Regions from separate parts of the Mus musculus genome. Here region 1 is linked to region 2. A link is a contact called in ENCODE Hi-C or POLR2A ChIA-PET data. All regions are on one chromosome and are shown on one strand. The core of a region is the stretch at or near the end of the contact, and the rest is flanking DNA. Distances in the headings are between cores, read along the strand shown.

What was found. A loop is a pair of places that touch in the nucleus more often than their neighbours do. ChIA-PET counts read pairs that join two places held with the same protein, here RNA polymerase II (POLR2A).
Region 1: a loop to region 2 is called in a map of left cerebral cortex, with 4 times the contacts of the local background. The contact joins the promoter of Pdss2 here to the enhancer-like site in region 2. A Hi-C loop is called at or near these places in 1 of 37 maps with a recorded cell type or tissue (left cerebral cortex). POLR2A ChIA-PET finds 5 or more read pairs at or near these places in 1 of 5 experiments (Patski).

What each region holds. Positions count from the first base shown.
Region 1 is chr10:43,219,014-43,224,796 of GRCm38, forward strand. Pdss2 (prenyl (solanesyl) diphosphate synthase, subunit 2) reads left to right here and starts at 2,473. Exons shown (of 8, transcript NM_027772.2): 1 at 2,473-3,047. The coding sequence starts at 2,749.
Region 2 is chr10:43,017,495-43,023,797 of GRCm38, forward strand. Sobp (sine oculis binding protein) reads right to left here. Exons shown (of 7, transcript NM_175407.3): 6 at 3,488-5,424. The coding sequence ends at 3,499. Among named protein-coding and RNA genes, the nearest start is that of Gm47815, 14 kb to the right of the region's middle. Within about 2 kb of position 4,097, at least 3 of the 3 ENCODE cell types and tissues checked have a DNase peak (open chromatin) inside an H3K27ac peak, as active enhancers do; they include left cerebral cortex, where a contact is called at or near this core.

The sequences.
Region 1 (5,783 bases), core at 1,223-3,722, 200 kb after region 2:
TTTAATTTGATGTATATCCTGAAAGATACAGGGGTGATCCTCTTTCGTCCAGTTGTGCTCGAGTGCCCACTTTGAGGTCTGGATTATTTTCTATTAAAATCAATACAGCAATGAACAACCTTTTGCTTTAGTTACTTTGCCTTTTGGAATAGGTTCCTAGAGTTGATATTTCTGGGTCATAATGCAAATGTGTATACAATACTGTGATTATCTAACTGCTGTGTGCTACTTTGCATTCTTAGTGGTATTAGATGTCCTTACTCCTCACAGCCTGTCACTTGAAATTCAGACATCTCTTTAGCTATAAAGATTGAAGGATATATATATATATATATATATATATATATATATATATAAATCAGGAGGACTAAAGAACAAATATCATTTTAATTTTCCAAAACTGATTACCACTAGATACAATGCAACCTTTTAACTGTTAAGTATAAAGGAAAGTGCTGGTTATTTAAAGTAAATGGGAGCAGAAGTCCCATGAATAATCAAAAACGTGGCTAACAGACCAAGACCAGAGAATAATGCACTTGGCTTTTGTGAAGAAATTAAAGTACATACTGTGAATTTTCATTAAAGCAAATGTGTGAAAAGTTACTCTTAAGGTACCATGATCTTGAAGAAGCAGCCTCAGATGCTCGATATATTACACTCAGTCTCTCTCTTTCTCTGGATTTTTCTGACTTCCTTCTCCTTGGACAACCCAGCTTAGGTCTTAGAACTCTTTAGAATGATAAAATATTTCACCTTTTACATTTATTTTTACATAGTAGTATACTTGGATTTTATTGCTAGGAATCTTACATAGGAACTCCCTTATGGGGAGACTGTTTTTAAATATAATTCACCTTTAATTAATATGCTGTTTTATCTATGGAGCCCTCACTCTGGAGCCCTGGCTAGCCTAGAACTGGCTATGTAGACCAGGCTGCTCTTGAACCTAGAGATCCTTCTGCCTCTGCCTCCTGAGTGCTTGTAAGCACCACCATTCCTGGCTCAAAAACAGAATCTTTAAATCACAGGAGACTTGGCACTCAAAGGGAGTTTGCCGCTAAACCTTCTGTGGCTAAAAGCATCTTGTGTGAACAATTTCTCTTTGTTTTTCTAGTTCATTTACATAATGTGAGCTTAAAAAATACCAACTATGAATTTTGAAAGCTCACATGAATTTTAAAAACCATTCCTGAGTGTAAAATGTAGGTAACAAGTCGTTTATTATTTTTATATTACTGATCTTAATGTTACTTTTTTCTTCCCAAGGGATTGAATTTAAGGTTTTGTAATTTTTAATTTTTTTATGATTAACAAGGACTTCAACACTTGTTTTGTCTAATTAGAAAGGGCAAGATGCTAGACGTGCTTGAATAGGTGGCACCCGAAGAGCAGAGTGGCCCTCTGGCCCTCGTCTGTAATCCCAGGACTTGAGAGGTGGATGGGGTCAAGAAGTTACAGGTCAGTTTGCTACACAGTAAGAAGTCTCAGGCCACTGTGGCCTAGGGGAAAAAAAAAACGTTCCATCCAACACTGAAAGCGTCGTCACACTGACAATTTTACTTTAGCAATGAGAAAGAATTTTTGGTAACATATTACTTAATGTTGTGGTTAAGAGTATGTATTCAAATAACCAAATTGTTAGGTCGGGTATGTGGTTCCGAAGTAGAGCACTAGCCTAGCATTACTGCATGAGGCCTGGCCTCTATCCCTAGTACCCAAAGGAGAGGAGAAAAAAAGATACCAGATCCTCTAGGTTCACATTTTGCTTAATGTGACCATAACAACTTACAATTTGGCTGTGCCTCATTCCGTTCCCCCCCATCCCCCCTAAAATCCGGGGAATAGTATTATCTTTAAAACTCAACAAAAGATTAAGTGAGCTAATATGTGAAATGCACTCATGCCAGTGAATTTTCAGTCCCGGAGCAAGCGACGTTTCATTCCATTCTCACAGCATCCTTATTTTCTGGATTTTTCACAGAAATCCTGGCACTTCGGCCAGGAAGCTGAGGGAAGCAGGGCTCAGCCTCACCGATCCACTTGCGTTCCAGCTCTGGGGGGGCCGCGGAGGAGACGTCGTCGCCCAGCTAGCGGGGCCGCCCTCCCGGGTCCGCGGCCCCCACCAAGGGCCTAAGGCGCCCAGGAGCAAAAGGCTTCCGGACGAGCCTGCGCCACGGGCCTACGATCTCGCCGCGGACCCACGATACAGACATTTATTTACATAAGCTTCACTCTGCGTTGGGCCGGGAGAAACGCTGCAGAGACCCCGAGAGCGCCTAGATCCAGGGCTAGCGGGGTGCCAAAGGGCGGACACCGACGTCCTGGGGCACAGGCTCCCTTCCATCTCTCGCCTTCCGGTCATCACTGAGGGTCCGCCCCTTAGTGGGGAGGTCCCAGCTGTGCCGTAAAGTAAAGAGCACTCTTTGCCGCTCATCAGCCCGCCCCTATCTTTACGGCAGGCCGCATTTCATGCCTCCAACATGGCGCCCCCCATGTAGGCACTGGCTGTGGTTACCAGCGCAGGTATCCAGTGCAGTTCTGAGCAGCCGCTGGGGTTACGCCAGTCTGCGCTGCAGAAGCAGCAAACGTTATTCCTGGTTACGGCTCCAGAAAGCCATACTTCTCTGAGGGTTTGGAATCGCCGTCTCCTGTTAGATTCTGAAAGTTTCTCCTCAGCCCTTGTTTGCTTCCCGTGTCATTTCTGGCCACCTTCCTCAGGTCCCCGACCCTCTCAGACTCAAAACTATGAGCCTCCGGCAGCTGCTGTTGCGCTTGTCCGGTTACCTCGGGGCTTCAGGTCCCCCCAGTCGCCACTGGTGGTACTTCAGATCCCTCGACAGCATCTCCTCGGCGGGCTCCTGGCGCGGGCGCTCCTCCAGGTCACCGGCCCATTGGAACCAGGTGGTGTCCGAGGCGGAGAAGATCGTGGGCTACCCCGCATCCTTCATGAGCCTGCGCTGCCTGCTGAGCGACGAGCTCAGCAATATCGCCATGCAGGTGCGGAAGCTGGTGGGGACGGGACACCCTCTGCTTACCACTGCCAGGTGAGCGACCCATGGTAACTCTGGGTCTGGCCAGTTCCTTGATTCTAACTTTCTTTTGAACTTTTAAGGTATTCTTTGGTGTCCCTTTAACATTCTTCTACTTGGCCCAGGATAAATGGTTTTCGTAAAAGAAAAACTTGAACGTGTTTTACAGTTTCTCTTCACTTTTAGAGATGCAGATGCTTCATGGCTTGTCAAGGTATCAGAGATGTATACTTATTTAGTCACAGTCAAGAAGTGGTATTTTAAAAATGGAATAGAGCCGGGCAATGGTGGTGCATGCCTTTAATCCCAGAGCTTGGGAGGCAAAGGCAGTGCGATCTCTGAGTTCAAGGCCAGCCTGGTCTACAGAGCAAGTTAAGCTGTTTACCTACAGAAAGATTAAGACAAGAGAGACAGGCAGAATAGACAGCTCCGGGCAGTGGTGGCGCACGCCTTTAATCCCAGCACTTGGGAGGCAGAGGCAGGCGGATTTCTGAGTTCGAGGACAGCCAGGGCTACACAGAGAAACCCTGTTTCAAAAAACAAACAAACAAAAAAACCCCCAAATATCCAGGTATTGGACTATCTAGATTGAAGTCAGTTTCCTCTGACGCTTTTACCACTTAATGCCAGACTAGTGTTAAACTTGTCACTAGGGTTTAAAAAAAAATTTATCACTTAAAAAACAACTCATACCTCATGTTTCGTAGTTTATTTCAAGCACACAGAAAAGTTATGAGAATAAAACTAGTACAAAGAGGATTAGGGGAGATGTCTTTGCCAAAGTACTTGTTGAACAAGTCCTACAACCTGGTTTGGATCGCCAGCAACAAAAGTGGAGGTTTTTCATACCAGTACTGAGGATGTGAAAACTGGAGATCTCTGCAGTGTGATGGACATTTCGTCTAGCTAAACCAGCAAATTCAGTGCTAAACAAGAAACTCCTTCTCAAACTCAAAAGTGAAAAAGCAAACAAGAGCTGGACAAAAAGATGGCAGGTGGGCTTATGAATGTTCAAAACCACTAGCCATAGGAGAATTGCAGATTTACATTACTATGAGATCTGTCACAAAGTTAAGAGGAATGAAATACAGATTTACAGAAGGACATCCTGGTGAAGAAACAGAAAAACTAAATTTGGCATGTATGTAAATCAGTATGGCCAATCTGGAAAATGGAAATTTCTTATAAGATTAAATTAAATAAGATTAAATTATACATCTTACCATCATACTCATAAACATTTATCCTAAAGAAATAATTAAAAAAAAAACACCTTGTCTATATCAGAATCTATACAGGGGTGTTTATAGTGTTGAAAGTTGGCTGTAAATTTGCCAAAGTCTTGACAGCAAAATGTTGATAATTAAGAGAATGATACTCAGCGTGGGTATTTGGGATAGCCCCAACCTGACCAACTCAAACGTCATTTATTGGTCAATGGTTGATCAAACTGTGATATATCCATAACCATAAAGCTCTATTTGGTGGAGCTGAAGAGATGTCTCAGTCATTAAATTGCCTACTGTGCAAGCTTGAGGGCCTGAGTTTAGATTCCAAGTACTGACAAAAAAGCTGGTTGCCAAGAAAGTGTGTGCAAGTGGGTTTTGTAGCCCAAGTATTAGGGTGCAATGTGGAAACAGGCTGTGCCTTTGAGCCCATTGGCCAGCCAGCCTACATAATTAATGAGTTCAATGAGAGACCTTGTCTCAAAATATAAGATGGAGCAAGATAAAGAAAATACTCTTGCCTCACATGTATACACACTTGTTAAAACCTGCATGTGTTCTCTCAAATACAAATGCAATTTGATTTTTTTTTTAAAAAAATTGATATCACTGTGTACACCTGAATGAGTCCTAAAGGGGTTATGCAAAGTGAAGAGTTTTTATCCTCCCCAAAATTAGGAGTTAACATGTGACTCGGCCATTCTTCCTCTAAGTATATTTCTAAAAGACTTGAAAACAGAGTCTCAGATAGTTATATATTTATGTTTCTAGTATTGTTTCCAATAGGCAGAAGGTAGAAGCTGATCATGTGTTCATTGGTGGGTAAATCTATTAATGAAATGTAGTATATGCATACATTGGAATGTATGTATTCAAATAACCAAATTGTTAGGTTGGGTATGTGGTTCCGAAGTAGAGCAAGGTGCATAGATCAGTTAAGGATGAATTTCTGCTCCTTGTTTGAGCAGGTGAAAGGCACCTGTCTTTTTTATGAGTCAGCTTGATTAATAACCAAATTGTAATAAATCTTCATTCATGCCATATGAAAGGATGGCGTGATGAATTTTAAGAACTCTGTTGCCAACAAGACTCATTGGCTATGTATAGTTGAAGTTCTAGCTAGAGACATTTTTATGTTTCAGCCAGTTTCAGGTTTGTTCCCATATAGAGGGATCAGCAAATTATGTTACCTGTCCTATTTGGTCTTCTTGACTTTTTTCCTTCCTGACTGCAGCCAAGGTCTTCAGGGGGGTCTCCCTCTATCAAGTCTGATCCTTATTACTTTGGAAGGAGTCTAAAACCTTTTTTTTTTTTTCTTGTTAACACAAATACAGAGCCCTTCTCCCAAAATACCTTTTCTTTGTTCCAGCAACCTGAAGTATAAAATCTAAAGTATAGACTGATTCAATTTTGCAGGCTCTTTTTTATTTAGATCTGCTCTACTTTGACCTCTGTCATAGAGTATTTAATACAATTATAATCACTGAAATTATAACTACCTTCATGTTGACAATTAAAACAATTT
Region 2 (6,303 bases), core at 2,847-5,346:
ATTACGTGAAACTCCTCCAGCTTTCTTCAAATGCAAAGTGTATCCTCCGCTGCTGAGCAAGGAACGAACATTGTGGAATTTGGACCAGGAACAAAGAGTCACGTGTTCTCTCTACCCATTTCCACAGCTCTAGAAACATGTAAGAGACTGGAGAACCACAGAGCAGAGGGCACTGTGTGGGTCTACTGCCCCAGGAGAGCATAAAGAATGGGGTGAAAGGGTTATTCCTGGTTTTCATTTTTTCCCATTGATTATTTTGTTTAAAATATGTTGTTTCCCTGGAAAACCAAGGAATGAGGATATTTTCTTTGAATACTTTCAAAAATTTACACATGGTTGCTCTGAACTCCCCGATGTACCATAAATAAGCATAAACTATAGAGATTCTAGTACAAACATCTCTCTGAGTTCATACAGCTACCCACCAAGCTTCCAGGCATCGGCAAAGGAGGGACTAGTCCATCTACCAGTGGAATTCTGTGTGGGGAGAATAGTTTAGACATACTCATACATTGTTTTCATTATTATTTGTGGGATTTTTTTTTCTAGCTACTGAGGCAGTGGGACTGGGATTCCTAACTTTAAACATTGGCGATTAAAAAGAGTTTACAACCATCTAAAAGTCTTCAACTAAACTTAATCAGTTCTGCATATGGGAGAAACATCTGCCGGTTGGAATCATTTGTAACCATACGCACAAACAAGAATGAATAAAGTCGGGAAAGCGGGGACAGAATAATTTCAAAATGGGAGAGGGGGCCTGCAGTCTACAGAGGTTGAACAAATGTGTCGAGTTCTTTGAAGGCAGATCTAGTGGCTTTCGGATTTTGAAATGTATTCTAAAAAGTATGGTATGGTACGGTGAAGGTGAAGCAGCTGATTTAGCTGATTTAGGCAGCAAGACCTCCCTGGGGATCATGGCTTTGACCTCCAGTACTGAGATCTGCAGGTCCGCACCATGGCATGTCACCTTTTACGTGGGGCTGGTGATCCTTGTGCTTGTGTGACAAGCGCTTTGCCCACCAAGGCATCTCCACAGCCCTTGCTTTTATTTATTTTTTTATTCTTTTAATGCTTTCAATTTGACTTGTTACCAAGGAGCGCTCACTATTAGGGCGCAAAGGGTACTCAGCCCTTAGTTAATAGAGTATTTCCAACTCTCCAACCACGAGAGTTCCTGAGAGTTAGAGCAAAAGCAACACTGTCTGAGCAGGGAACCAGAAGGGCCAGAGAGTGGAGCACAGCAGGTGGAGGCTGGGCCCTGAGGTGATGTGGGGCCAGCGATTTACTTGGGTGCTCTGCTGACTTACTGGAGACATGGTCTCCCCTCCTTAAATTCCTTGCCTTGCCTCCTCTCGGCAGCCCTCAAAACCCTTGCCTGATTTTCAAAAAGAACTATAATTTCTTGAGAAACTCACAATAAAAAGGACTCTCCAATCACAAGAATTAGGCTATTTGGTACCAGCATCTTCTAGACTTGGCTATTGCCAAGTTAACATTTTTAGTAGTGACGCTGACCCACGGAAACTACCCTTGTCCGATGGATGACTTTTTCAGAAGCACAGGTCACCCAAACAGCCATCCATACACCTTATGCTTTTAATAGATACTTTAGACACTTATAGGGACTGTCACTGTTCCTGTCCTGGTCTCTTAGCACAGTAATGGCAATGAGATCTTTTACCCTCCCATTCTTCCTTGAGTGTGTGTGTGTGTGTGTGTGTGTGTGTGTGTGTGTGAGTGACAAGTCCCAGTGCTTTCTAAAGGTTCTCACTTTTGGGGGGGTCACTCAAAGCATTGTCAAGCAGATTAAATTATCTGGGGTGTTTTCAGTTGGCATGCTTTCCAGAAGGCCAAGACCACTGCCTTCAGACTGAAGGCATCGTAGGCTAAAGGAGGAAAGAAGAGTGGCCTCATCTCTGGTGTTCTGGCCCCACTGGCAAAGCCACCAGCAGGAAAGGAGACCTCAAACCATGGTGGCCAAGAAACGATTCTCACACTAGCCATTAGCTCTGGTTCAGGGCTTCCACTCTGGCTGTAAGCCAAGTGCTCACGTTCCCACCATGAAAGCAAGAGGTTGGTGGGCTCGGATCGTGTACACCGGGCGAGTTGGTAAGTGGAGGCTCATTGCTGTGCTTTATAAACTTTGCCTCAAGGTGATAAGAGACCTTTTGTAAATGTGGTGACAGAGGGACTAGTGAGACGATTCTCCTACGGTGCTCAAAAGGAAATTAAGCTTTGGACTTCCACAACTTGGATTTGAATCGAAACTCTGCCCACAAGTTAGATAATCTTGGACAAATTCCCCAATCCTATTTCTCCACTAGGAGGATGAAGATAGCTAGCTGTTTCTTTGGAGATAGCTCCAAAGAAATATTATGGGGAAACACCCAGAAGAGCCTGCATACCCTGTGAAGATACTCGTCCTCCTCCCCTCCCCCAGGCCTCGTCCCCCCCCCCCACCATAGGACGTAGTCAACCTACTTTGCACATTCTTCTGTGTGTCCCCAGCCCAGGGAAGGAGCAGTGTCTAAGTTAAATGCTGGAGGAACACCCATTTCTCTTCTTTCTGTAATCGGTTAATAAACAATGTTTATTATAACAAACCAATGTTTTGGCTTGTTGCCTGCTTGGATAGATGGGAGAGCTCACCCTCTGCGATTGAATGGACAGGCCTGAAGTCAACACCGGGTCCGCCACCGACAAGCTCTGACTGAGCAAATATTTCCAAGTCACAGCTTCCTTCTTGGTAGTATGCTACCGGACGCCTACTCCACTAGGATTGGCAAGAGTCGCTACAGTGGTTCATGTGTGGTCCCCGCCATCTCACAGAACTGTTGGCTCACTGGATATTAAGTAGGGTACAGCAGTCATAGGGTACAGAGACATGCCTGCCACTTCATTAAGGTCTACACGTAGAAGTGAGACTCACCAGCTCAGCCACTGAGTACCCGAAAGGGGGGCGTGGTAGGTTGGCCGTAAGGCTAGTTTTTCATTTTAGCCCACAGATATGGTTATCTTGAGAAGCTAGAGTAAGAGTCATCTGCCAAATGGACTACCAGCTCTAGGTGCTCGCCCACTGATGGGTTACCCAGACATTTCAATACTGCTCTGCAACCTCCTAACTGAACAGTAAGATTCCTCAAGTAATCGTCCCTCCCATGCCTCCTTTTCCAGTTGGATAAATTAGGTATGAACCCGAAAAGAAGAAAATAGTGTGTCACAAAACAGAGTGTGCTTTCAACTCAGGTTCAAGGGCTTGAGTGATCTTGGCTCTTAACTGTCTCTCGGCTGTAAACTGCTAATGGTGTACTAAATAGCATTGCCAGCTGTCATAGGTATTGGATCAAAACGTTGATGGTACCTGGCCACCCAGAGTGCTCAGAGAAAGCGGTAAGTGACACGATGGCTGCATCTCACCTCCGCCTCTAACAAGCAAGGTGAGGGGCGCTGTCTCTTGGAGGAACGCCCAGGTGGACATACAAACCTTTTATTTTTTTACTTATTCTGGTTTCTAATTCGGAGGCACCTCCTTTTGAGCGGAGGCTCCAGGTCCTCAGGGCCAGCGCTGAGCATGGGCGAGGAGATGACGCACGGCGTCATGGCAGCCTTCTCCGCGGGTTTTGGCACAGGCTGGATCACGCAGCCGGTCTTGGGCAGCATCCGCAGAGCATAGGCGTGGTCCTCGTCCGCGGGGTTATTGAGGTTCGGGTCCGACTTGTCGCCCCCCGCCAGGGCTTCCTCCCCCATCAGTTTTTTGGTCGCTTCCCCGTCCAGGTGGCAGTTGGAAGCGCAGTTGTTCTCCTTGACCGACTCCAGCTCGTTCACCACAGGCTCCTCGGACGACAGTAGCTTTTTGGGAGGGGCTGGGGGCGGCGGCTGCTCCGGCGGGGGCTCCGCGCCCTTGGCCTCGGCCGGGGCGCTGCGGGTGCCGTTCACGATGACGTTGCAGGCGGCAGCGGCCTCGGGGCCCGCGGGGGCGCCCGGGCCGGGGTCGCCGGCGGCGGGCGGGCTGCAGTGGCCGTCCCTGCAGCCGCCGCAGGTCCTGCGCTCCGCGGCTCCCGGCTCGCGCTCCGCCTTGACGTGAGCGTGCAGCGCACGGTGTATCACGTTGTGCAGCCGGGCTCGGTGGCCCACGGTCAGGTCGATGACGCCGTCCTGCGGGCCGTGCAACACGCCCGCGAAGCCCGGCTGGCCTCCCGCACCCGCGGGGCTGCCTGCGCGCCGGGTCAGGTCCACCACCTCCCCACGACCGCGCTCCGCGGGCGCCAGGCTCAGAGCCTGGCCGGAGCTTCCGGGTGGCGAGTCGGCTGACTTGGAAGAGCCCTGCTTGGAGTCCCGCGGGGACAGGGAGCGTCCACCAGCCTTGCCTCCCGCCGCCGATGAGTCGCCCGGAGCGCTCGGAACGAAGCTCTCCCCGTTGCTGGAAAATCCGTTGGGGGGCTTGGAATCGTTCACATGGGGAATGGGGATAGGGATAGGGATGGGCACCGGCAGGGGCACTATCACTGGGTACGGCACGAGCAGCGTGGGGGGCGGCACCAGCGGGGCCAGCGAAGGCAGCCCGAAGTTCATCATCTGGGGAACCGGCATCGGGCCGTTTGGCATCATGCTAACCGGAGGGAAGGGAAGGCTGGGCAAGGGCGCGCCCGGGGGCGGCGGGGGCAGCAGCCCTGGGGGGTTCCCAGGCATGGTAGGGGTACTTGGGGGGTGGATGTGGGGCGATAGCATGGGCCGGTGCATGGGGCTGGAAGTGGGGCCTAGGTTCCTGGGGCCTCCGGGCGGGGCCCCAATGCCCGGGAGCATGGGGTTGGACAAGGGACTATTGGGGTTGGAGGCGTGGTGCGGTGGTCCGCGGATGAAGGGCGGGCGGATCTGCTGGATAATTTGCTGCTCCATGAAGATGGGCAGGGGCACTGGGCCGCGGTTGGTCATCACCATGGGAGGGCTGCGAGGCGGGACACCCAGTGGAGGTCCGATGCTAGCAGGTGGCTGGACCGAGACGGGAGGGATGCTCGGAGTCTCGCTGATGGGGAGGGACTTGGGCACTGGCGTGGGGATTTTAGTGACAGAGCAGTTGGCAGTGTCAGATGGAGAAACGGTGGTGGACGAGGATGGGCCGGGGCCCTGGCTTTGGCCAGCTGCAGTCACGGGGGAAGGGGCTTTCCTCCGAGCATCTGTTAGCGGGATATTCCAAGAGTCTGGCGTGAGCAGCTGCACCCCGGTGCCTTCTGCTTTACTTTCCATGTGAGGGTGGAGTGTGCTGCACAGCCCGGCTGGAAGATTGGCCTGTGTCTCTTTGTAGAAAATGTCCATTTTGTATTGATTGAGACATTTTGCACTGCAGAACTGAAGCCTTCTCTCCCCGTCCCCAAAATCCAGGTATTCTTTTGTGTGCCTTATGTGTTTACACCAGTCACACACCTACAACACAGCAATAGAAACCACAACAGGTAAGATAAGCAACTTTCTTGGGTACATGGCGTTTCATGTTTCACATAAAGGCTCTATTAAACTCTATCATCATTTCCCAAATAAGTTGAAGGGTACCCTTTACAGGGTACATTTCTGAAAGATTTATGAAATAAAGAATTTGCTTTATAAATAGGATCCTCAAAATTAGCAACAACCATTCTCCCCCCCCCCCCCGCCGCCCCTTTTCAAAGATGGCTCTGACAAAATGGAGTACACCTGTCCAGGACACTTACCCAGTGCTCCTATGAAGTACGCCTGCCCTGCACACCTGCCCTGCACACCTGCCCTGCACACCTGCCCTGCACACCTGCCCTGCACACCTGCCCTGTACGTATACCTAGGACACCTACTCAGTACACTTGTCTTCATATTTTCACTTGCCTAACAGGCTCATGTAAATACATATCTATATAACGTTGGAGGGAAGGAATCTCCAGGGAGTTCAACAATCAGGCAACATAACCTCTTAAAATTCTCCTTATGTAAAGCCACTGTGCACTGTATCCAATAAAGTGGTTGGAAAGGGTGTGCTGTGCTAACCAATCGCATAAAGCGCCGAACACCGCTATGTCTGGCTTCCAAGGAGAAACTTGGACTTAGTCATGAAGTCTGTGTGAGGTTCAGCTCTCCCAACCCGTGATGTTGCAGCAAGCTAGAATTATTTTTTGAGCTGTTTGCCCACTCTTTCTCGGCAGTCAGAATTTTGGTGACATTTCTTGGCAGACAGTCTTATTTAACAACTTTTCAAACACCAGAGAACACTTTCCAAAAGTTGTTATGGCTTCCACCCCACCCCCTTCGGATCTACTCCTGGCAAAAGAAAGATAT